3 separate regions of the Homo sapiens genome follow, and regions 1 and 2 are each linked to region 3. A link is a loop called in an ENCODE intact Hi-C map of the cell type or tissue named here. Cell type or tissue: Calu3. All regions are shown on one strand.

The links. A loop is a pair of places that touch in the nucleus more often than their neighbours do. Peaks named below come from ENCODE experiments on the same cell type or tissue, not always from the same donor. Only the 100,000 strongest peaks of a DNase experiment are listed, where the experiment ranks them.
Region 1: it touches region 3 in a loop (2.1-fold over the local background); 4 of 110 quality-filtered maps call a loop at or near these places.
Region 2: a loop joins it to region 3, with 3 times the contacts of the local background. A loop is called at or near these places in 6 of 110 quality-filtered maps.

The regions. Positions count from the first base shown.
Region 1 is chr4:25,650,881-25,658,880 of GRCh38, reverse strand. It overlaps SLC34A2 (solute carrier family 34 member 2), which reads right to left and starts at 3,030. Exons shown (of 13, transcript NM_006424.3): 1 at 2,991-3,030. RefSeq lists an enhancer at 2,667-3,580. In Calu3, no CTCF peak of the experiment used is centred here; DNase peaks (open chromatin) are centred at 3,070 and 6,400.
Region 2 is chr4:25,518,993-25,526,992 of GRCh38, reverse strand. No RefSeq gene overlaps it. Among named protein-coding and RNA genes, the nearest start is that of SLC34A2, 130 kb to the left of the region's middle. RefSeq lists an enhancer at 1,054-1,554. In Calu3, no CTCF peak of the experiment used is centred here; a DNase peak (open chromatin) is centred at 3,402.
Region 3 is chr4:25,751,770-25,759,769 of GRCh38, reverse strand. It overlaps SEL1L3 (SEL1L family member 3), which reads left to right. Exons shown (of 24, transcript NM_015187.5): 21 at 702-829; 22 at 1,980-2,082; 23 at 2,164-2,236. Among named protein-coding and RNA genes, the nearest start is that of SLC34A2, 100 kb to the right of the region's middle. In Calu3, no CTCF peak of the experiment used is centred here; a DNase peak (open chromatin) is centred at 3,119.

The DNA of each region.
Region 1 (8,000 bases), 100 kb after region 3:
AGAGAATGTACCCTGGAGCTCTGAGCCCCTCTAAGCCTTTCTCCTACCCCCATAGCCCTGGCGCAACCACTGCCTTGTTCTCTCCCAGCCTTCCCAAGGCCTCACTCCAGCACATTCTTGCCACCTGCCAGAAGCAGCAGAGGAAGGGAGAAGTCATCATTTGGAAGCTTTTTACTAAAGCCCAGGGAGGGGCTCCCCCGCTGCCACACTGGCCTCTATAACCGAGTTGCCTGTGTGCCTCACCCTCTTGGCTCCACTTCCTGCACCACATGGGCACCCACTGCCAGAAAGAGCTCTTATTCTTTCTTGAAGACCCAGGAGAGGAACTTTCTTGACTTGGCTCAGACTTGGGAAGCAGGGGAATGTAGGGTACCTGGCAGTCACCCAACCCCTACATTCGCATTGTTTGGGCTTCTCCAACCAAGACCTGTTCCTGGGCCCCTTGTGCCCAGAGCAGCAGTCAAGGCCATCTGAAGAAATGGGGAGAGGAGGAAGCCCAGGGCAGTGGTCCTGTGAGGAACCAGAACATGGACACACAGTCTCCCATCAGAATGGCAGCCTTCACAAGCACAGGGACTAGAGTATGGCCATTGTATCCCCAGCACATAGGACAGTGCTGGGCACATGGTAGCCAAGTAGTGTTTATTAAAGACTTTGTGCCTGGCACTTGCAAATTGGTGCACAAATTTACTCACAGCATTTCATGTATCTATGTAAACTTAGAGTCTCCTTTAAAATGAACAGTATCCTCATTCTATAGAGGGAAAAACTGAGCCACAGAGAGGTTAATGGCTTCAAATCACATAGGCACCACAACACTGCAGAGATAATTTCAACCTCATGCAGGCCAGTGTTCTCGGGATGCCCAGGAAAACTTTCTTGTACTTTGAAAGAATGACTCTGTGCTTCAAAAATTCCCAAGAGGGTGACGTCTCCTTTTCCTCTGCTTCCCTTACAGCCATCACAAGGAAAAATAATCACCCCTATAGGCTAAGGGTGGTGGCTCACACCTATAATCCCAGCACTTTGGGAGGCCAAAGTGGGAGAGTCCCTTGAACCTGTGAGTTTGAGACCAGCTTAGACAACATAGTGAGACCCTGTCCCTACATTACTGCTAATAATAATCTCTTCAAGGACACAATGGTGGTAGTGATGAGAGGAGTCAAGGAAGCAATTGGCCTGGGCCTCACATTGATAGATAACTTGAGTTTACATTTTTGATGTGGCACACTAATAAACTTTAAACTTGGGCCATATCACCAAACCACACCCTCACCATGCACTATCAATTTGTATTTATGATATCTTAAAATAAATCCTGTAAATAACTTGTAACTATATCAGTTGTGCTGCATTGTATTGGGGGGGGAGGTTAAAGCAGTTAAATTTGTAAATATAAACATCTTAAAAATACCGCAATCTTTTTATAGCCCTCTTTTTGTACCTTTGCATTTTAAAAATTCACTGAGATGAATAAATTCCCTGGGATGTCCTGATTGCTCCCTGCGGTCCCCAGAATGGAAGTGGGGGTGTGGGTGAGGATGGAGGAGTGGAAGATGCCTGAAACTGGTTACTAAAGCCCAGTTTATTCCAAAGCACTCTGATTCTGTGAGGCTGTTTTCCTCATTGCATTGAATTCGGGCTATTTTTTTGTCCCCTTTGTGTCTAACAGCAACAATCAGAAGCCCATCCTCATACCACAGGGGACTTGCTTCATTGAGACAGTTGAGCAATTTGGGGAGTTTTGGATGGGGCAATTTGTTTAGCATCCAAACCTTTTACAAAGCACGCCTTTCTTATCACCCATTCCCCAAATTACAAAAGCAGAGAAGATCATGATCAGCGGGCATGGGACAAAAGAGGCAATCTTTTTTATTTTTGTTTTTCTTTAACAATCTGAAACAACGGCCACTCCTACAAGCACAGTTTTCCAAGAATACCCAACCCAGGACAAGTTAAAGAACTGCCAGCACACAAGGGAAGAAGGAAAAAGGAAAGAACGACAAGGCCCAGAGCGATCAGGGCTAACACAGAAACCCCCTGGGGCACCCAAACAGGAAGAGGGGACTCGAGTGATGAAATCCACAAGCTGCTTCCATGAAATCAACATGTTTGAAAAAGGGACCTCCTCAAAGAAAACGAGATTCCAACTCTCTTCAGCGCAGTGCGAGCCACCGGTGGCAGGCACCGTTGCAGGGAACCTGAACTAACTCCATGCCATGCAGCCCCCAACTTTCTGGCCTGAGGATGCGCAGTCCCCGAACCCAACCACTCCTGTGCACATCTCCTTGTAAGTTATCTCCCCAGCCTGCTCACCCATTTGTGGCTTGGAAAACATAAATTGCGGGCTTTGCTCCCCAAGACGGCTGAAGGACGGACCCTTCGCTGATGGCCACGGGCCCTAATAGAAACAAACTAAGACTGTCTCCTAGGCACCTTAAATAACTGCAAACAAGCACTGTACCACGTGGAAGTCACACTTGGGTGGGGGGCAGTGTCACATCACCAGGCAGCCACCACAAACCTAGAATTTTCATGGTCCTGAGATGTCGCATTCCCCTTCTTATAAAGAATGGAAGACGGCAGCCCAGGGGCTCACAGGGACTAGCGTTGTCACATGGCTAGTTGGTGACCCAGCCACAAAGAGCCTAGCTATCCTGATTCCTAGGTGGAGATTTCTATCCCCTGGGCCTTTCCTCTTCCAAACCACGACTCTCAAAACAGTGATCATTTTAGAATCCACAAGTGTGGCTGATTAATAACACTGTCGATCGTAAGAGTGTAGCAGCAAAAGCTGTAATAAAAGCAATAACCGTAACATTAAGAAGAAAACAACTTGAACATTGTGGAGAGCTTTGTGTTTTTCACTTCTGCGGCCCAAAGCCAGCCAAGTTCCTTGAAGTCAGCACCGAGAGGTATTTGCAAGAATTAAGTGAATCAAAGTCCTTGAAAGAGCGAGGAAGCGCCCCTGCCCCGGCGGCGGTACTCACCAGCGCTCCCTCCGCAGGTGCTGGGCTGGAGGCGGCGGCCAGGTGGAGCGCAGCGCCCCGGGTATATATGGCGAAGGTGTTGCGCAAAGAGGCTGGCCGCTGTCATCACGCCCCTCGCACATTCCAGGACCGCCTGCCGCAGCCGCCGCCGGGGCACTGCCTACCTGCCGCCTTAATGAACCCATCGCGACTTCGCCCGCTGCGCGGAGAAGACGCGCGGCCAGCCAGGCTGCCGAGAGAAAAGCTCCGACGGGCCCCGCCGCGCGAACTGGCCCGAACGGCCCCAAACGGCCCCGCGCCCCTCGGCGCCCCGCGCGCCCTAGCCTGGCTGGTGCGCGCCCTCTCCCGCCCCGACTCGGTCCGCACGAGATTCCCGCAAGTGGGGCTCTCCCGCCCCTGCCTTCTCCTCAAGAACTTGAACCTTCTAGTCTAGCTCCTGTGAGGCTCAAGAGGTCAGAGACGTGAAGACACAGATAAAAGCCAGTTGGAAAGTCAGGGATAAAGCCCTTGGAAACAAAGCCTGGATTGTTCACCTTTATCAGTCTGTGGGGCGCTTTCTGCCCTGGGAGTCTGGGCTCTAGGTCCGCAATGGGAAAGGCTGGGACCGTCAAGCTGAGGAAAAGGAAGGGGGCTGTTCTCACCACTCCGTCCTAAGCCTGCTGCGGGTTTGGCAAACCACTGCGCTCGTTTCACATCCTGCTCTGCCTCGTGTCACCTGCGTGTGTATACAACAGTTCTCCAAACTGCTGTGAGATAGGATCTGTCCCAGGGAGAGTCCACCCCCATGCTTATCCCAACAGCTCCCCAGTTCTGTGCCGGGCACTGCTGGGCAGGCTTTGTCTCCAATGTGCACACGAAAGCCTTCCCTGGGGCTAAGACTGGCGCCCTCTCTAGCTGAGGTTTAAGGGGTTAGGGGATATGATACAATTACCCAGGATTTGCTGAGCAGGAAGAAAACCTGCTTCTTATTCTGAAACCCAGACCCTCTCCTCTGCTGCGCACTCTCCTGGTTTTATAGTGGAGCACAGTGAGGCTCAGTGAGCTTACTAGTTGCCCAGCTCCTCACAACAGCGGAAGCACCCTACTGGAATTAGCTGGTTTCATTCCAACATCGAGTTCTCTCCACTGTGCAAGGGGAAGGACTCGGGAGCACGACTTCCAGGAGCCTAGAGCTCTGGGGCTGGTGTTGGCGGTGGCTAAGCACACTGACTCTGGGCCGAAACTCCGGGAAATCAGTTCCCTGTTCTGCCCCTTGCTTTCCCTGGCTCCATTTGCTTATGTGCAAACTGGGAATAATGGTCCCCGTTGGAGTAAAGTGAGCTAAAATATGTAAAGAATGTGGAATGGTACTTGGCACATAAATAGTATTCAGTGCGAGTTAACCATGATCGTTTTCACAGGGAAACTCTGGTGTTGGGAGAAGATGGGTGGGAAGCCTTGATTAGACTCATCTAGAACCTTCACTGGAGAAATCAAATCTGCTTGGGTTGCTGTTATTACAGGGATGATGGTTTTGCTAGTGGGTGTTGGCCTTCAGATCCAACTCTCAGACAATGATCAACCAGTACCTTTGCAACAAGCAGCTTCTAAAGCATAGTCCACTGATGACAGGAATCCCCTGGCACCTGTTCACCAAGCTCAGCTCTGCCTCCAGCCCTGGGCAAGGCGGACTGCAGACACCACTTGGCTTTACAATGAGGAAGGGCTCTACTGCCAGGGTGCAGAGGAGGAAGCGTGCTGCACACACTGCTGTCGGTGAACTCGACCCGGATTCGGCAAAGCCTGGCTCTTAGTTCATGTCCTGCTCTGCCCTGTGCTTGGGGGTTCACAGGAGCAGGTCTTAACAGGACAGTCACCTCAATGAGAATCCCCTCCTGACTGTGGGCTTTCATTTGGGACACAGACCTAATTGCCTTTCCATTACTTTCAACAAGGAGTGAATGTAGGAGGGAGACCAAAATTTCAAAAACTTGGAGAAAGAAAAAGGTATCCCTTTTGTGTTCCGATTAAAAAGGCAAAACAGGTTCAATCCCGAACATTGTTCTCTTAATGTGTATAGATCTTGGTAGTAGATCAGGGATGGTATCTGATTCTAGTTTGGGATTGTAATTTATATAATTTTTTTTTACAAAGTCTGGAGGAAAGGTAGATGGCGTGTCTGTGTTCATCACTCTATAATCTCTCCCTTTAGGAGAGTACAATTTGCTGAAGAACATTTTCCTATCGTTATTCCATCTGAGATACAAAATACTCTCACCATTTAGTACTTCAAACATAGAGCCTTATGTATAAATACAAACATCTAAAATACTTTCATCGAGGCTGGGTGTGGTGGCTCACATCTGTAATCCCAACAGTTTGGGAGGCCGAGGCAGGCAGATCACTTGAAGCCAGGAGTTGGAGACCCGTCTACCAACATGGCGAAACCCCGTCTCTGCTAAAAATATAAAAAAATCCCAGCTGCTCAGGAGGCTGAGTCACAAGAATCACTTGAACCCGGGAGGCGGAAGTTGCAGTGAGAGCTAACTGCAATCCAGCCTGGATGACAGAATAAGAATCTGTCTCAAAAAAATTAAATTAAAAAAAAATACTTTCATCAAAAAAGTGTCACCAAACCGGGCACAGTGGCTCAAGCCTGTAATCCCAGCATTTTGGGAGGCCGAGACGGGCGGAACACAAGGTCAGGAGATCGAGATGATCCTGGCTAACACAGTGAAACCCTGTCTCTACTAAAAATACAAAAAAAAATTAGCCGGGCATGGTGGCGGGTGCCTGTAGTCCCAGCTACTCAGGAGGCTGAGGCAGGAGAATGGCATGAACCTGGGAGGCAGAGCTTGCAGTGAGCCAAGATCGTGCCACTGCACTCCAGCCTGGGCGACAGAGTGAGACTCTGTCTCAAAAAAAAAAAGTATTACCATTTTTTCAACTCATTTCAGTATATTTTTGCGCCTATTGTCCTATGAGGTGAGATTTAACAAGTTGGTAGGCTCTGTGTTAATCTGGAGAGGAAACACCCCATCCAGGGCTGGCTGCTACCCAGCTTCAGATATTGCATGAGAAAATATAGTCAGATGCTGTCAGATCTTGACTTTTGTGGGGAAGCCAGATATACAGGTCTTTATGTGAAATGTACCATTAAAAAAATACGGAGTAGGTCAAACAAAGCAGCTCTGTGAACTACTGATTTTCATCCTGGTGCTAGACATACTCTCAGCTGTTCGGACCCTGCCCCAGTGCCCTTTCTACCAGTATATGGCTTGTCCCCAAGGCCCTCTGGCACTTCTTTTTACCCTTCACTGGGGCTGACTTTCTTTACAACAAAGTGGCAGAGAGATTCCACAGGAGTGATTGGATGACAGCCTTCCTGGGAGGTGATTGTGTGGTGAGACAAAGGCACCCAGGAGTCCAGGTTCTCCTTTCTCTTCCTCGGCTCGGTGCCTTACCCTCTGAGTCACCAGGCCTGGGAAAACCCAGGAGTTCAGACTGATGGGAAAGTCCTAGCTCATTCCAAACTCTCTGGCAGGATGAAGCTGCCAGTTACTGAAGACAGAAAAGAGGTAGGGATGGCACATAACTGTCTGCTTGACTCTCAGCTGTCCAGGCAGGGCCTGGAGAGGAGGCAGCTGACTTCTGGGCTGACCTGCCCAGGGTACCCACCCCTGAGGACCAGTGAGCAAGCCCACTTAGTGCTTTTTCCCTGGCCGCAGCTGCTGCAAGAGAGGGGCACAAAGTGGATTGCATCATAAAAGCCTGAGAAAGTGTCTCCAAAAATAACACCTGAACAAAACCGCTTTGAACTTTTGCATTCATTAGACGCTTTTTCGGGGCCCTATGGCAGTGTTGATAATCTCAGAATTGTTCAGTCAGGCTCAGTGACAGGAAACCTATCCCCTTAGATACAGCCAGAATTCCAGAAAAGTCAAATAATGTGTTATCTAGTCATGAGACAGCACTGGACTTCAAAGAGTCAGGTTTAAATGGAGAAATGCTAACGGAACAGAACACAGGGCTGACATAATTACAGGCTGTCTTCAACCTGGCTTCAATATGTACATAAATATGCAGAGAAAAATACCGGAAAGCAATACACAAAAATGTTCATTGTGGTTATATTTGGTTGTGGGATATGGGAGACTGTATTTTTCTATTTGTATGCTGCTCCTAAAAGGATCTAAGACAGCTAACAGATCGACAAAGTATAATTGATTCAAAACTAAGTGAGAAAGAAGAGGCAAAGAGAAACGTAGGGAAGTAAGATTGAGGTGGAGGAGAGGTTAAATGCTGGAACCGTACGACACTGTCCATTTCTGTTTGTCAAAGACAGCCTAAAAGATCAATCATGGTAATGACTATTAGTACTGGTAAGAGTATGTGAATATTTTGCCTGAGTTATTAAATATAACAGTTCCTGATAATAAAGTTTGTATAGTTTATAAGTTATTTGGCAAGCCAGTGAGTGTAAAGCATTATCATAGGCCTGGAACTTAGTAGGTAAATACTACTCCTTTTATGTCCTATTATGTGTCTGTTATGACTAGAAGCACCGCCAGACTCTCAAACTCTGGCCTCTCAGAGCTCACAGACCCTTCCCACCACACTGTATGCATGCATTCAACTCATGGTAGGTCCAATACATAACTATCGGTTTAATGAATCAGGGCCTCCTAATCTCAAACTGAAGTTGACATTTGAATCTTGCCCCCATGAAATCAGGTTTTTTTGGTTGCTGTTTTTTTGGGTTTTTTTTTTTTTTTGAGACAGAGTCTCACTCTGTTGCCCAGGCTGGAGTGCAATGGTGCGATCTCAGCTCACTGCAACCTCTACCTCCCAGGATCAAGCGATTCTCCTGCCTCAGCCCGCCTCCACCTCCCAAAGTGCTGGGATTACAGGCATGAGCCACTGTGCCTGGCAGAGATCAGTTTGTGTGTGTGTGTGTGTGTGTGTGTGTGTGTGTGTGTGTGTATGTTTGAGACAGAGTCTCGCTCTGCTGCCCAGGCTGGAGTGCAGTGT
Region 2 (8,000 bases), 230 kb after region 3:
TAAGATTTTTTAATTCTTTTTTTTTTTTTTTTTTTTTTTTTGAGACAGAGTGTTGCTCTTTCGCCCAGGCTGGAGTGCAAGTGGTGTGATCGCAGCTCACTGCAACCTCCACCTACCGGGTTCAGGCGATCCTCCCGCCTCAGCCTCCCGAGTAGCTGGGACTATAGGGTGTGTGCCATCATGCCCAGCTAACTTGTATTTTTAGTAGAGACAGGGTTTCATTGTGTTGGCCAGGCTGGCCTAGAACTCCTGACCACCTTGGCCTCCCAAAGTGCTGGAATTATAGGCATGAGCCACTGCACCTGGCTGGGTTTTTAAGATTTTTCTAGCCGGGCACGGTGGCTTACACCTGTAATCCCTGCACTTTGGGAGGCTGGGGCAGGTGGATCATGAGGTCAGGAGATCGAGACCCTCCTGGCTAACATGGTGAAACCCTGTTTCTACTAAAAATACAAAAAATTAGCCAGGCATGGTGGCACGCACCTGTAGTCCCAGCTACCTGGGAGGCTGAGGCAGGAGAATCGCTTGAACCCGGGAGGTGGAGGTTGCAGTGAGCCAAGAGGGCTCCACTGCACTCCAGCCTGGGTGACAGAGTGAGACTCCATCTCAAAAAAAAAAAAAAAAAGAAAAAAAGAAAAGGAAAAAGAAAAAACAATTTTTTTCTAGGGTCCTCTTGGCTAAGAGGGGGTCCGTTCAGTTGGTGAGGGCTTAGGATTTTATTTCGAGTTTACAGTTTTATTGCAAAAAAAAAAAAAAATCGACCTTGTCCAACTCACCTATTTTATAGTTGAGTATGCCAGTAGCCCAAAATGACACAGTAGATGCCCGGATCTTTCCCTTTTCCCACCAGTGCTTATTTCACTACCTGCATTGGTCTCCAAAACACATTGCACTCAGCAGGCTGCCCGCAGGCAGGAAGGGCTCCTGGCATACCCCACACCTCCAGGGCAGTCTTCTGGCCATAGGGCAGTCTTCTGACCATAGGCCTCCCGGGTCCCTTTCCAAAGTCATCCTCCCTTAAAGAGGAGGGGCAAGTTGATAGGGCAAAACCATCTGATCTTACTGTTCTCTTATTTATGTATTTATTTGAGACGAAGTGTCGCTCTGTTGCCCAGGCTGGCGTGCAGCTCACTGAGTAGCTGGGATTACAGGCGCCTGTCATCACACTCGGCTAATTTTTGTAATTTTTGGTAGAGATGGGATTTCACCATGTTGGCCAGGCTGGTCTCCAACTCCTAAACTCAAGTGATCTGCCCTCCTTGGCCTCCCAAAGTGCTGGGATTACAGGCGTGAGCCATCACGCCCGGCACTGTTCTCTTTTTTAGATGACAAAACTGGGGCACAGCTTCTGTAGCTCATCCTTAGTGAAACCCAGGTCTTCCTGACTCCACTATCACACAAGGCTGAGTGTTCGCCGGGTAATGTGGACACTGTGTGTTGAAGGAGCTCAGAGAAGGCTGTTTGGGCTGGAGCTGAGGAGGAGAGAGGGATGGCCATATGAGGGTTGGCGAGCAGATTCCCAGGCCCATTGAAAATGAGAGAAAACACCATGGCCTGCTGGGCGCGGTGGCTCACCCCTGTAATCCCAGCGCTTTGGGAGGCCGAGGCGGGCAGATCATTTGAGGTCAGGAATTCCAGACCAGCTCTCTGGCCAACATGGTGAAACCCAAACTCTACTGAAAATACAAAAAATTAGCTGGGTGTGGTGGCAGGCACCTATAATCCCAGCTACTCGGAGGCTGAGGCACGAGAATCACTTGAACCCAGGAGGCAAAGGTTGCTGTGAGCCGAGATCGCGCCACTGCCCTCCAGCCTGGGTGACAAAGCCAGAGACTCAAAACAAACAAATAAACAAACAAACAAACAAACAAAACACCATGGCCAAGGGTGAGCTTCAGAATTACAGCTGCTGCTTCCTGAGCCTCTGGGAAAAAAAAGAAAAAGTTTCAGTCATCACTGTTTCAGTGTTCCTCCTGCTAAGACCATTTGGAATAATTCTCTCTGTAAATGTTAAGGTCCTTCCGGGTGCTTATATCAAATTAAATATTGCCTACTGACTCAGGCCTGCCTGCCACAGAGCCAAAGAAGCAACGCAAATAAAAGGCACACAGGGCTCTATCATCCTGGGGATGTTTTCTTTATTTGTATCTTCTGGAAACCAGCTGACTGAAGACAATAGTCCTTTAAGGATTTACCAGCAACTAGGGCTGTAAATTACCATAGGTTCCTCCTGAAAGCCCAAGACAAAATCTTCCCCAGGGAGAAAATAAACAAGAGCTATTTCTTTTTATGTGAATCCTGACTCTTCAAGTGCCCTTTCCTTCTAATAAGATTTTTTGCATTTTTCTCCAGGCCTCCAGTTTGTCTTCATTATTGTTAAATGTGGGAAATACAGTCCTGTGAGCTGAGCTCAAGTCAGGAGCCAGCTGAAGTGTGTGAGATGCCCTCAAAAGAAATAATAGTAACAGCTAGTGCTCTTGTAAATACTTTACCTGAGAGAATGTATTTAATGCACAGGAGAACTCCATGGGGTGAATGCTGTCCTCATAATCCTCATTTTAGGGTGAAGGAGACGGAGGCACAGACAGGTTGAGCCACTTTGTTCAAAGGCAGAAAGTGTGCGAGAAGCAGAGCAAGCTTCAAACTCAGGCAGTCAGGATCCCAAGCCATAATCTAAACTACCATGCTCCACAGTCTTTTTTATTATTCTTATTATTTTGAGGCAGGGTCTCATTCTGTCACCCAGGCTGGGGTGCAGTGGTGCAATCACGGCTCACTACAGCCTCGACCTCCTGGGCTCAAGCCGTCCTCCCACCTCATTTTTGTTGTTTTTTTTTTTTTTGAGGTCTCACTATGTCGCCCAGGCTGGTCTCAAACTCCTGGGCTCAAGCAGTCTGCCTGCCTTGGCCTCCCAAAGTGCTAGGATTACAGGTATCAGCCACCGTGCCTGGTCCGCCCCATAGTCTTGTTGTTTTGTTTTGTTTTGAGACAGAGCCTCACTCTGTCACCCACGCTGAAGTACAGTGGTGCGATCTCAGTTCACTGCAACCTCTGCCTCCTGGGTTCAAGCGATCCTCCCACCTCAGCCTCCCAAGTAAGTAGCTGGAGTTTCAAGAGGTGCGCCACCACACCCGGCTAATTTTTGTATTTTTAGTACAGACGGGGTTTCACCATGTTGGTGAATAGGCTGGTCTCAAACTCCTGACCTCAAGTGATCCGGCCACCTTAGCCCCCCAAAGTGCTGGGATTATAAGTGTGAGCTACTGTGCCCAGTCCACCCCACAGTCTTAAGCGCTTAGTACAACTGCAGGTCAGGGTGCTCCTGCTGGAGCAAAGCAGAATCCACAAGATAGTGAGATGACTGGGACCTTGTCCAATTTCATTGAGAAGGGTGAGTAATCATTCCTTTGGACTGGGACCAGTATCGATTGGAAGGCTGACTCTGACATTTACTAGTGGTGTGACCTTGAGCAAGCTGCTTTCTCTCTGAGACTTCCTTTCCTAATGAGTGAAATGGAGGTGTCAGTATCCCCGTCTGTGGGGCCCTTGCTGAGGATGAAAGCATGAGCACACTGTAAGCAGCCAGCTGCTGTGGATTCCTCCCCTATCCTCTTGTGCCCACCCCACTCCTAGCCTTTATTAAACTAAAAGCTGCTTCCTTGAAACCTTCACCTTTTGACACTGCTTAGATCCTATATTCGTTTGCTAGGACTGCTATGACAAAGGACAACCAACTGGGTGGCTTAAACAACACAAATGCATCGTCTCAGTTCTGGAGGCTAAAAAGTTCAAAATCAAGGTGTTAGCAGGGTTGGTTCCTTCTGAAGACTGTGAAGGAGAATCTGTTCCAGGCCTTTCTCCCAGTTTCTGGTAACCTCAGACACTCTTTGTAGATGACATTCCTTTTCCCTGTGGCTTCGTAGCATCTTCCCTCTATCTTGACTGTCTTATCTGTCCCAGTATCTGAATTTCCCCCCTTTATGAGGGCACTAGTCATATTAGATTAGGACCCCCTTTAGTGACCTCATCTTAATCATCGGCAAGACCCTATTTCAAATTAGATCACATTTACAGGCAGTGGGGAGTTAGGACTTCAATATCTTTCTTTTTTTTTTTTTTTCTTGAGACAGGGTTTCATTCTGTTACCCAGGCTGGAGTGCAGTGGCATGATCTTGATTCACTGCAACCTCTGACTTCTGGGCTCAAGCAATCCTCCACCTCGGTCTCCTGAGTAGCTGGGACCACAGGCATGAGCCACCACACCCGGCTAATTTTTTGTATTTTTGGTAGAGACAGTGCTTCACCATGTTGGGTAGGCTGGTCTGACCTCAAGTGATCCACCTGCCTCAGGCTCCCAAAGTGCTGGGATTACAGGCATGAGCCACTGCACCTAGCCCAGGACTTCAACATCTTGTTGGGGTACACAATTTGACCCATAGCATGCCTCATGAATTATGCCAAAGAAGTCGCCTTCCTGCTCCAAACCTCAGTACTTGGGACACCTGGACACAGCTATTATGTCTCCTGTTAGTCTCCCCATTCCGTTTCTGGAGAGATCTTTCTTATGTTCAGACTTCTAGAGGATCTCCTTTTAAATGCCAGTCCCAGGGCACAACAGGTTTCTCCATAGGCAGCCCATCCACCAGGCAACATGAGGAATCTACCACTTCCCAAGAAAGAAAAACTTTTGTTCAATTAATGCAGGCAATCAGGCTGGTTTCCCCAGCCTACCCATGCAGCTGAATTTTTGAACTTGGGTACAAGAGTTTACATTTAAGGCTAGGTGCAGTGGCTCACGCCTGTAATCCCAGCACTTTGGGAGGCCGAGGCGGGCAGATCACTTGAGGCCAGGAGTTTGAGACCAGCCTGGCCAACATGGCGAAACCCCATCTCTACTAAAAATACAAAAATTAGCTGGGTGTGGTGGCTGTGCCTGTAATCCCAGCCATGCAGGAGGCTGAGGCAGGAGAATCACTTGAACCCAGGAGGCAGAGGTTGCAGTGAGCCAAGATTGCGCCACTGCACTCCAGCCTGGGCAGCAGAGCGAGACCTTGTTTCAAAAAAAAAAAAAAAAGAAAAAGAAAGAGTTTACATTTAAAATTGATTGGTTAAAATAGAATCTAATGATCCCAAAGAGTTTTTGTTTTGTTTTGTTTTGTTATTGTTTTTGTTTTTTAGTTGAGACAGAGTCTCGCTCTGTTGCCCAGGCTGGAATGCAATGGCATGATCTTGGCTACCCAGATCCTCTATCTCCTGGGTTCAAGCGATTCTCCTGCCTCAGCTTCCCAAGTAGCTGGGATTACAGGAGCCTGCCACCATGCCCAGCTAATTTATTGTATTTTTTGTAGAGACCGGGTTTCACCATGTTGGCCAGGCTGGTCTCAAACTCTTGACCTCAGGTGATTCACCTGCCTCGGCCTCCCAGAGTGCTGGAATTATAGGTGTGAGCCACCGCAACCAGCCCCAAAGAGTTTTGAATCTGCATTTCATCATCTGTTATGTCCCCCATCCCTCTCAATGTTGTTTCATCTGAGGGTCAAATCAGTATACCTTTCCTGCCCTCCTCTTGTTGTGACCAAGCGAGTTACAGAGAAATACCACACTTTGAGACAGATTAGAGAGTCCTTCATTAGCCGGCGACCGAGAGGCAGCTAACGCTCAAAATTCTCAGCCCCGAGGAAGGGACTAGTTTTGTTTCTATACTGTGGTCTAAATAGGGGAGTGGGGATTTTAGCTGAAGCAATTTTTACAGAAGCAGAACTGGCAAAAAGTTAAAAAAATTAATTGGTTACAAATGCAGTTACAAAAAAATAAACAGTTCCAGGTGCAGGGGCTTAAACTATCACAAAGAGATAAATGCAGGGGTTTTGGGTGCCATCCACCGCGCGCATCCCCAGGAGCTGCTGGTGCAGTTTGCCTCAATATCTTATCAGTAGGTGCATTCCTGGACGTGCTTTGAGTCAGTTTACACTAGTTATGCCTTAAGGGAGGGAGGTGAAAGGGGGCTGCAGGCGAAGAAACTAAAATGGAGTCTGTCCGGCTCTCTCTCTGCTAGGAGAGAGTCACTCAGGTTAAAACAAGGTAGGGTATCACACTCTTTAAGTCATCAAGAAGAATATTGGGAGTATGCAACCCCTCAAAGAGGGTGACATCTCTCCAAGGGGGCAAAAAACCTTTTACTCTTTTTATATAGAAAGCACAGATAGGCGTACGGTCCATAAGCAGATTGAAGGTGTATCATCTGTGGTGTTAAAATTTCATAAGGGGGGTGGGTATTCAGGAAAAACAATAAGGGTCCTCAGGGGAATGATAATTTTTTAAAGTTTGAGAAACAGTAGTCTAGAGGATAAAGCTCTGGACAAATATCACATGAGTCTGCTGGACATCTCCCCAGAGCTGCCAGACCCCTCAAATGACATGGCTCTAGCTGCAGCAGGGCCTTCTGGCTCCATCAGGGCCAGCTGACCATTTTCAGATAGGTAGGGATGCAGGAATGTTTTTTTTTGTTTTCGTTTCTTTTCTTTTCTTTTCTTCTCCTCTCCTCTCCTCTCCTCTCCTCTCCTCTCCTCTCCTCTCCTCTCCTCTCCTCTCCTCTCCTCTCTTTTCTTTTCTTTTCTTTTCTTTTCTTGAGATGGAGTCTTGCTCTGTCGCCCAGGCTGAAGTGTGGTGGCGCAATCTTGGTTCACTGCAACCTGTGCTTCCTGGGTTTAAGCAATTCTCGTGCCTCAGCCTCCCAAGTAGCTGGGACTACAGGTGCACACCACCCACAACTGGCTAATTTTTGTATTTTTAGTAGAGATGAGGTTTCACAATGTTGGCCAGGCTGGCAGAAATGTTTTCATATACACTAAGACATTGTGCAACGATGCCTTCTTCAACAACTAAGAGGGCACAAGGATCAATGATCAATTCACTCGAGCTCTAAATGGGCATTAAATCATTATCGATTCATTCATGCATTCATTCATTCACTAAATTTGAGTGTTCTAGGAGCTGGGGATACAACAATGAACAAAATAGATTTGTTTTAAAAGGTCTTCACTTTCATGGAGCTTACAGTCTAGAAAAGGTTGAGATATGGGGAAGATAGACAATAAAGAAACAAACAAAAACTAAATTGTATTGTCAGATGGAGATGAAGTGCCAGGAAGAAAAAAAAAGCCTCTTAAGAGCTGTGGTCTGAGGGGTTTTTAGGGAGGTAAAACCATTCTGTATGACACAGTAGTGACAGATACATGTCATATTGCATTTGTCAAGACCCACAGAGCCATGCAACATAAAGAGTGAACCTCGTGTAAACTATGAGCTGTAGTTATTCATGTATCAGTATTGGTTCATTAAGTGTAACAAATGTACCACATTAATGGAAGATGTTAATAATGGAAGAAACGGTTAGGAGCTGCAGGGGAGGTGGGGAGGGCATGTTGAACTCTGTACTATCTGCTCAATTATTCTGTAAATCTAATACTGTACTACATAAATAAAGTCTAGTAACTTTTTTAATGCCAGAGTCTGAGCCCATGCAAAAAAAAAAAAACAAAAAAAAAAAACAAAAGCCACAGAGAAAAGAAAGGGCACCACCGGTAGGTTTGGAATCAGAAAATTTGGCAAGAAGAGAGTTGAAAGGGGTGTGTGTATGAGTGAAATTGACTTTGGCCAGGTGAAATGAATCCGTGTGCCAATAGGAGTCAGGTGAAATAGTGCAACTAGGAAGAAACAAGAGGAAATTGATTCCAAGAGATGCTGCGGAACAATGAGAGCAGAAGAGCTCAAAGAAGCAGCGCATAGCAGTTTTGAAAAGAGCTTTAATGATAAAATATAGAAGCCACAACTACACAAGGAGGAGAAAAGAAAGAAGTCAAGCTGTGATCAATTTTAAAGGGAAGTTCTGTGCTAGAAACAAGGGCGATGGTAATCATGCACATAGAATTTAGGAATTAGGAGTGGAGAGGAAATTACATGCCATTTTTATCCTTCTCTCAGACATGATTTCCAGCTTA
Region 3 (8,000 bases):
GTGTAATAGTACCCATCCTTTATGAAGCATGTCTTTGGTCGGGCCCTCTAACTGTGTTTATTTTATTGGATCCGTACAGCCCAATAAGACAGGTCTTACCTCTAAGGATCAAGAACAAGGTGTCAGAGGAAGAGGTAGGAAAATATACCATAGTGGGAATCTGTGCCAAGAGGAGTCATGAGAAGAGGTTTCTGCACCAGCCTAGGAAAGTTGAGATGAGTGCCCTTAGGTGATCCCGTGCAAGGGAGGCACCGCCTTGGGTTGTCAGTCATTGGAAGCCGCCCTAGCCACAGAAATATTTTGTCAGATTTCCAACAGGGCTATGGCAACTGAGGGCATAGTCTGTAGGCAATGGACATGGTATTCGACTCAGTATTCTTGTTTCGTTTATGATACAAGGGCACGTTTTCCAGTAAGTTCTATTCTGAGAGAGTGAGCGAGAAAGGACGGATCTCCCGGTTGACTGGCTTCGGAGCAGATGGGACACAGCAGCTTCTGAAAGCCTCCTGGTTCTCCTGCAAATAAATTTCTCAGATGCATATATTTAGGGAAACAATTCATCAATGAAGATGACAAAACCATCTGGCTCTAGAGACTTAAAAAAAATTTTAGAGGTTGTAAACATTTACATTCTGATGAAGAGTGTGTGTCTAGGTTTTATTTCAAGGATTTGATGAGTTTGGTTTGTGGCTTGTTTTTAGGGATTTTTTAACCTGGCCCTGCTAATCGAGGAAGGTACGATAATCCCACACCATATCTTGGATTTCTTGGAAATTGACTCAACTCTCCATTCTAATAACATCTCCATTCTCCAGGAACTGTACGAAAGGTGAGCTCAGAGCCTCTAGAACTGTGGAATCTGAGGGAACCCAAGTAGATGATGTTCGCTTCTTGGTTAAAGTTAGCTTTACCCTTATATTGTAATGTAAATTGTTATTTAAAAAACAAAAACAAAAAGCAGGGCACCGTGGCTCATACTTGTAATCCCAGCACTTTGGGAGGCTGAGGCGGGCAGATCACTTGAGGTCAAGGGTTCGAGACCAGCCTGGCCAACCTGGCAGAACCTTATCTCTACTAAAAGAAAAAAAAAAAAAAGAAAGAAAAGAAAGAAAAAGCCCAGGATTTTCTTCTACTAGAAAACATTCAGCCAGACCCGAGTGTATTTCTCTTTTCTAATATCTGAAGTTTAAGATATAGAAGGTACTTGATCGGAAGTTCAAGGGCTGACCAGAAATTTCCACGAGAATGGAAAGAATAACAATCCGATTAGCCTATGCTTGTCTCTTGTTTGTTTATTTTGAGACAGGGCCTTGCTTTGTCACCCAGGCTGGAGTGCAGTGGTGCGATCTCAGCTCACTGCAACCTCCACTTCTTGGGTTCAAGTGATTCTCATGCCTCAGCCTCCTAAGTAGCTGGGATTACAGGTGTGCACTGTCACACCAGGCTAATTTTTGTGTTTTTAATAGAGACAGGGTTTCACCATGATGGCTAGGCTGGTCTCGAACTCCTGGCCTCAAGTAATCCACCTGCCTCAGCCTCCCTAAGTGCTGGGATTACGGGTGTGAGCCACCATGCCCTGCGTAAATAGCCAATGCTTTTTTGAAAGATGAGGCATTCCTACATCTGTGCTTTAAACAGAAATACTGTTCTAGTGGGTCCTGTTCTTCAGCGTCTTGCTTGACTTTTATTTTATTTATTTTTAAGTTTTTGCTGTCATCACAGCAGAACAGACTTGACTCTTAATTAAGCACAAAACTGACCTTTTTCTAAAATTTCTACTGGGATTCTAGAATTTCAGATCAGGCCAAACCACTTATTTGGCCACTGGCTTTATTTCTTTGTCTCTCATCTTTGTCAGTTGAGTGTGCTCATTTGTCCAAAAGCAGAAGAATGTAGGTTTGTGGATCTGAAAATGCCAGTCCTGAGTCGTGCCACCAAAGTTGGCTGACACGTCAAGATGCCCTGGGCTTTGTCTGCAGGTGCTGGAGCCACAGTAACGAGGAGTCCTTCAGCCCCTGCTCCTTGGCCTGGCTTTACCTGCACTTGCGGCTTCTCTGGGGTGCTATCCTGCACTCAGCCCTGGTAGGTTTCATGTCCCACCGGCCCCACCCTTGTGGCCCCTGCCCTTTGTCAGTCACTAATGCGTGCTTCTGATGTTTGCAGATCTACTTTCTGGGAACCTTTCTGCTATCCATATTGATCGCCTGGACTGTGCAGTATTTCCAGTCTGTCTCAGGTAAAGATTTATAAAAAGCGAAAGCAATATATTAAAAAAAAAAAAAGCAGGGATTTTTTTTTTTTTTTTTTTTTTTGGTCTACTGGAAAAATTGTGTTTTCCCTCCTGGTGCTGTTGGTCATGCTATCTCCTATCCCTAGGGTGGTCTTCACAGGGTGGGAATCCTTCTAGAGGTGTATGAAATTCCTGGCCGGTGGGAGGCCACAAAGTTACTATTGTATTTTTCAAAATAAGGATTTTATTTTTTATTTTATTTTGTTTTTTTTGAGATGGAGTCTCGTTCTGTCGCCCAGGCTGGAGTGCAGTGGTGTGATCTCAGCTCACTGCAACCTCTGCCTTCTGGGTTCAAGCAATTCTCCTGTCTCACCCTCCCGAGTAGCTGGGACTACAGGTGTGCGCCACCACACCCGGCTAATTTTTGTATTTTTAGTAGAGACGGGGTTTCACCATGTTGGCCAGGCTGGTCTCGAATTCCTGACCTCAGGTGATCTGGCTGCCTCATCCTCCTGAAGTGCTGGGATTACAGGCGTGGGCCACTGCACCCAGCCTCAAAATAAGGACTTTCTTTAAAAAGCCTAAGAAACTGACCTAATACAATTTCTTCCATTGAAAATTTATCTGTCAGAATTCTGCCTCTGTGTGCCTGAAAACACAGCGCCAAAGCTCCTGGCAGCATGAAGTCTTCCCTTTCATTTCAGTCAAGCAATCAGATGTGTAAGAGGATAAACAAACACTCGTAATGAATAAAAATCCTCGGCCACACGGACTCAGAGGGAGGGACTGAGCAGGAATCGTAAAGTGGGCATTTAGCTGAGCATGGTTTCCACTAATCATTGTTATTTTTCTGAGCCAGTATAGAATAGTTAAGGACAAGGGAGCCCTGCTTGCTTCTGTTTGGGCTTAGAGTCCAGGCTTGGCTACTCATTAGCTGTATGACTCATGGCAAGTTATTTAACCTTCCTGATCCCCAAATTTCTCATCAATACAATGAGGTTATGAGAGTAGCTACTTCCTAGGAACATAAAATGAAAAAAATATTAAGTGAAAAAAAATGCACGTAAGATACTTACCAAAATGACGGCTGTAGTTAAACGTTAGCTGTTATATTTATCTGGCATATAAAACCTTCTCAATAAATGTTAGCTCTTACATTTACTCCTCTATTAGACCATAAGCTGAGTAAGAGGAAGGCCCCAGTCGTGTCATTTGTGATAACTCATGCATAGTAGGTACTCACACCCACAGACGACTCCGGTCTCTCAAGAGACAAGAAAACTGATTTTTTACCATCTCGGACGGCTACAAAAGGGTATAATAACTCATGAAGGCAAACAGAGACATTTACAAATGGGTAGATTAGGACTGGACATGGCATTGGAGCATTTGCGTAGCTGTTATTTCTGTAGCAGATAATGGAAAGTGAAAGGGGTGCACGTCAGCGTCTCTTCCACGGTGAGAAGGAAGTCACTGTTGCAAGAAGCTAATGCGAAATCATTTCTCTCTGATTTACCTGAGGAGGTTAACAAGGACCCATCAAAACCTTCCAGGCTTGATGCCCCATAGTCTGCTGGTTAATAAACTTCACTCATGCAAATTCTGTCCCATCCTTAAATTTGTTGCCAGGTATAGTCATTTATTTTGCATCTTGTCAGTGTTTTCCATTTCAAATTGTCTTTGTCATTTTTACTCTGTAGAAATATTGTGATGATTATTACAAATGCAGTTCCGTTAGAGGAGCTGAAATTTGTCTTTGTGATTTTATGCCAGCTGGTAGCCATGAAAATTCATGGGCGGGTGGAATTGCTTTGATCAGAAGTCATCTCTTTTTTCTGTCTCCATGCCTTCATTATCAGTCTCTCCACATTCTTGTCTCCGTGTCTCTCCTGTCCTGTGATGTTTTGCTCTTCCTATATCCCCATAGTTCTTTCATACATTTTCGTCATTTTCTCAAACTTTTTCAATTGCTTTCTCCAGCACATACCTACTTCCTGCTTGACCAGCCTAAAGAAGGCTATGTCTGGATAGGATCAATCATAAAAATTATTTAATTCTATGCCCTTTACTTTACAGATGAGGAAACTGAGGCAGAGAGGCGAAGTAGCTTGCCCAAATAAAGAAATAAAGACCAGGAGACCAGACGCAGTGGCTTACTGCTATAATTCCAACATTTTGACAGGCCCAGGAGGGAGGATCACTTGAGCTCAGGGGTTTGAGACCAACCTGGGCAACATAGCGAGACCCCATTTCTAAAATAAAATAAAATAAAATAAAATAAAATAAAAATTAGCCAGGTGTCATTGCACATGCCTGCAGTCCTGGCTACTAGGGAGGCTGAGGCAGGAGAATTTTTTGCACCCAGAAGTTCAAGGCTGCAGTGAGCTATGATCACACCATGGCACTCCAGCCTGGGCAATAGAATGAGACCCAGTCTCTAAAAAAGTAGAAGTTAAAAAAAAAGATTAAGAATAGATGTAGGGCAGCAGAATTTCGAACTTCTTTTCAGCATCACAATACTTTAAAACAGTGATTGTCATCTGCCTCAAACCCATTGCCTCTCACATAGGAAATATTTTGAAACATATTTTTTAGTACCTTGAAATGAAATTCATGATAATTAACCCATCTACACACATTTTTAAAAATCAATATAGGGCCCTAACAGCAATATAAAGGGGAAATAAAAAGAAACTAATTGTAATAAAATAATATTGATTTCAATAAGTACATTCTAGCCCAGTGCTTATAAATTTTAATGTGCATATGAATCATCCAGCATTCTTATTAAATGCAGATTCTAGTTCAGTAGATTTTGGTTCAGTAGGTAAGCCCTGAGATTTGGCATTTCTAGCAAGCTCCTAGATGATGCCCACACTGCTGTTTAGTAAGAGCATACTTTGAGTAGTAAGGGCCGAAAAGTATAAAAAAAAAGAAAAAGAAAAAAACTCCACACATTTCCAAAATGTGCCCCGACAGTGGTACCTGCCAGCCCTGTTAGAACTAATGTTAAGAGTTGAAATATGGGACGGGTATGGTGGTTCACTCCTGTAATCCCAGCTACTTGGGAAGCCAAGGCATGAGAATCGCTTGAACCCCGGAGACGGAGGTTGCAGTGAGCTGAAATTGCACCACCACGCTCCAGCCTGGGCAACAGAGTGAGACCCTGTGTCAAAAAAAAAAAAAAAGTTGTCAATAATTTTTATATTTATTTATTTATTTATTTTATATATTTTTGAGATTGACTTTCGCTCTTGTTGCCCAGGCTGGAGTGCAATGGTGCAATCTCAGCTCGCCACAACCTCCACCTCCTGGGTTCAAGTGATTCTTCTGCCTCAGCCTCCCGAGTAGCTGGGAATACAGGCATGCGCCACCACGCCTGGCTAATTTTGTGTTTTTAGTAGAGACAGGGTTTCTCTGTGTTGGTCAGGCTGGTCTCGAACTCCTGACCTCAGGTGATCCACCCACCTCAGCCTCCCAAAGTGCTGGGATTACAGGTGTGAGCCACTGCAACTGACCTTATTTATTTATTTATTTATTTATTTATTTATTTATGTTGAGACGGAGTCTCACTGTCGCCCAGGCTGGAGTACAGTGGTACAATCTCAGCTCACTGCAACCTCCATCTCTCGGATTCAAGTGATTCTCCTGCCTCAGCCTCCTGAGTAGCTGGAATTACAGGTGCACGCCACCACCCCCAGCTGATTTTTGTACTTTTAGTAGAGATGGGCTTTCGCCATGTTGGCCAGGCTGGTCTTGAACTCCTGACCTCAAGGGATCTACCTGCCTTGGACTCCCAAAGTGCTGGGACTACAGGCATAAGCCACTGTGCCTGGCCTATCAATAATTTTTAAGTAGGAAGTTACTCCAGCAGTACAGTGAAGCTGATGGGATGATGGGGCAGGGAAATCGAGGCATGGAGGAGGTGAGGAGAAGCTGCTGCAAAGGCGATGCTGCTCAGAGACCAAGTTTCTACCATTTGGTGTCTCCCCAGTGAGCTGGTGCACAAGGTCCTGAGACCTGCCCCACAGCTGGGGGAAGACAGGGATGGGTGCATGTAGCAGCCATGGCGTTGTGAAACAAACTTAATAATGAACTCTGGGTGCTGACTGACTGTAAAAAAGAGGAAATGTATTTGAGAGTTAGGAGCCTCCCGTCAGCAGCTTTGGGTGAGGATTGTTGCTATAAGTTAGAGAGCTTTGTCATTTTGTGATTTGCATTTTTTCCAGTCAGTTGTATTTAAAAATTAATGATTTATAGTCAAGACTTGCAGTTGAGCTGTCCATCCATTTTGCGTTCAGCTCCAACTACCTTCATTTTCCTCCTGAGTTTATATGCTCTGTGATATATAGTTGACACATCATGGCATTTGCCACATTAAATTGTCCTGCATTCAGAAGGCTAGCCGCGCAGGACGGTGGTTAACAGCATCGGTGTGGGAGGCACACTGCTAAGATTCTGGCCCTGCCAGTAGCTAGCTATGTGACCTTGGGCAAAGGAAGGAGCCTATCTGTGCCTCAGTTCCCTCTTCCGTAAATAGCAGAAATAGTAGTACATCCACTGCCTGTTGTAGTTGAGATAACCAAATGAGGTAACACAATGTAAAGTGTTTAAAACTCCACAAATGGGCTGGGCGCAGTGGCTCACGCCTAGCACTTTGGGAGGCCAAGGCAGGCAGATCACCTAAGATCAGGAGTTTTAGACCAATCTGACCAACATGGTGAAACCCCATCTCTACTAAAAATACAAAAATTAGCGGGGCATGGTGGTGCATGCCTGTAATTCCAGCTGCTTGGGAGGCTGAGGCAGGAGAATCACCTGAAGCTGGGAGGCAGAGGCTGCAGAGAGCCCAGATTGCTCCATTGCACTCCTGCCTGGGCAACAAGAGTGAAACTCTGTCTCAAAAACAAAACAAAACCACAAATGTTAGCTGGTAGTTCTCAAGGAGTATGTCCTCTGGGGCACTGGACCTGTAATTAAAGCATGCTGACACTAGGTAATACCCACACATAAATAGCTTGATTTACCTCAGAAACAGACATAATGACCAAAGCCTAGTATGTTTTTCTTTGCTGTTAGGACTCTTTCTAAAACATTCAACTTTTTTTTTTTTTTTTTTTTCGGAGATGGAGTCTCACCCTATTGCCCAGGCTGGAGTGCAGTGGCGCTATCTCGGCTCACTGCAACCACCGCCTCCGGGGTTCATGCCATTCTCCTGCCTCAGCCTCCTGAGTAGCTGGGACTACAGGCACCTGCCACCACACCAAGCTAATTTTTGTATTTTTAGTAGAGACTGGGTTTCACCATGTTGGCTGTGCTGGTCTTGAACTCCTGACCTCAAGTGATCCGCCCGACTCAGCCTCCCAAAGTATTGGGATTACAGGCGTTAGCCACCGCACCTTGCCCATTCAACTATTTTTTTTTTTTTTTTGAGATGGAGTCTTACTCTGTCGCCCAAGCTGGAGTGCAGTAGCATGATCTCGGCTCACTGCAACCTCCGCCTCCCGGGTTCAAGCGATTCTCCTGCCTCAGCCTCCTGAGTAGCTGAGATTACAGATGCACGCCACCACACCCAGCTAAATTTTGTATTTTTAGTAGAGACAGGGTTTCACCATGTTGGTTAGGCTGGTCTCCAATTCATGTCCTCGTGATCTGCCTGCCTTGGCCTCCCAAAGTGCTGGGATTACAGGCGTGAGCCACCGTGCCCAGCCCATTCAACTATTTTTTAAAGCATTTCAACAAAAACATTGACTGATCAATAAAAAATACC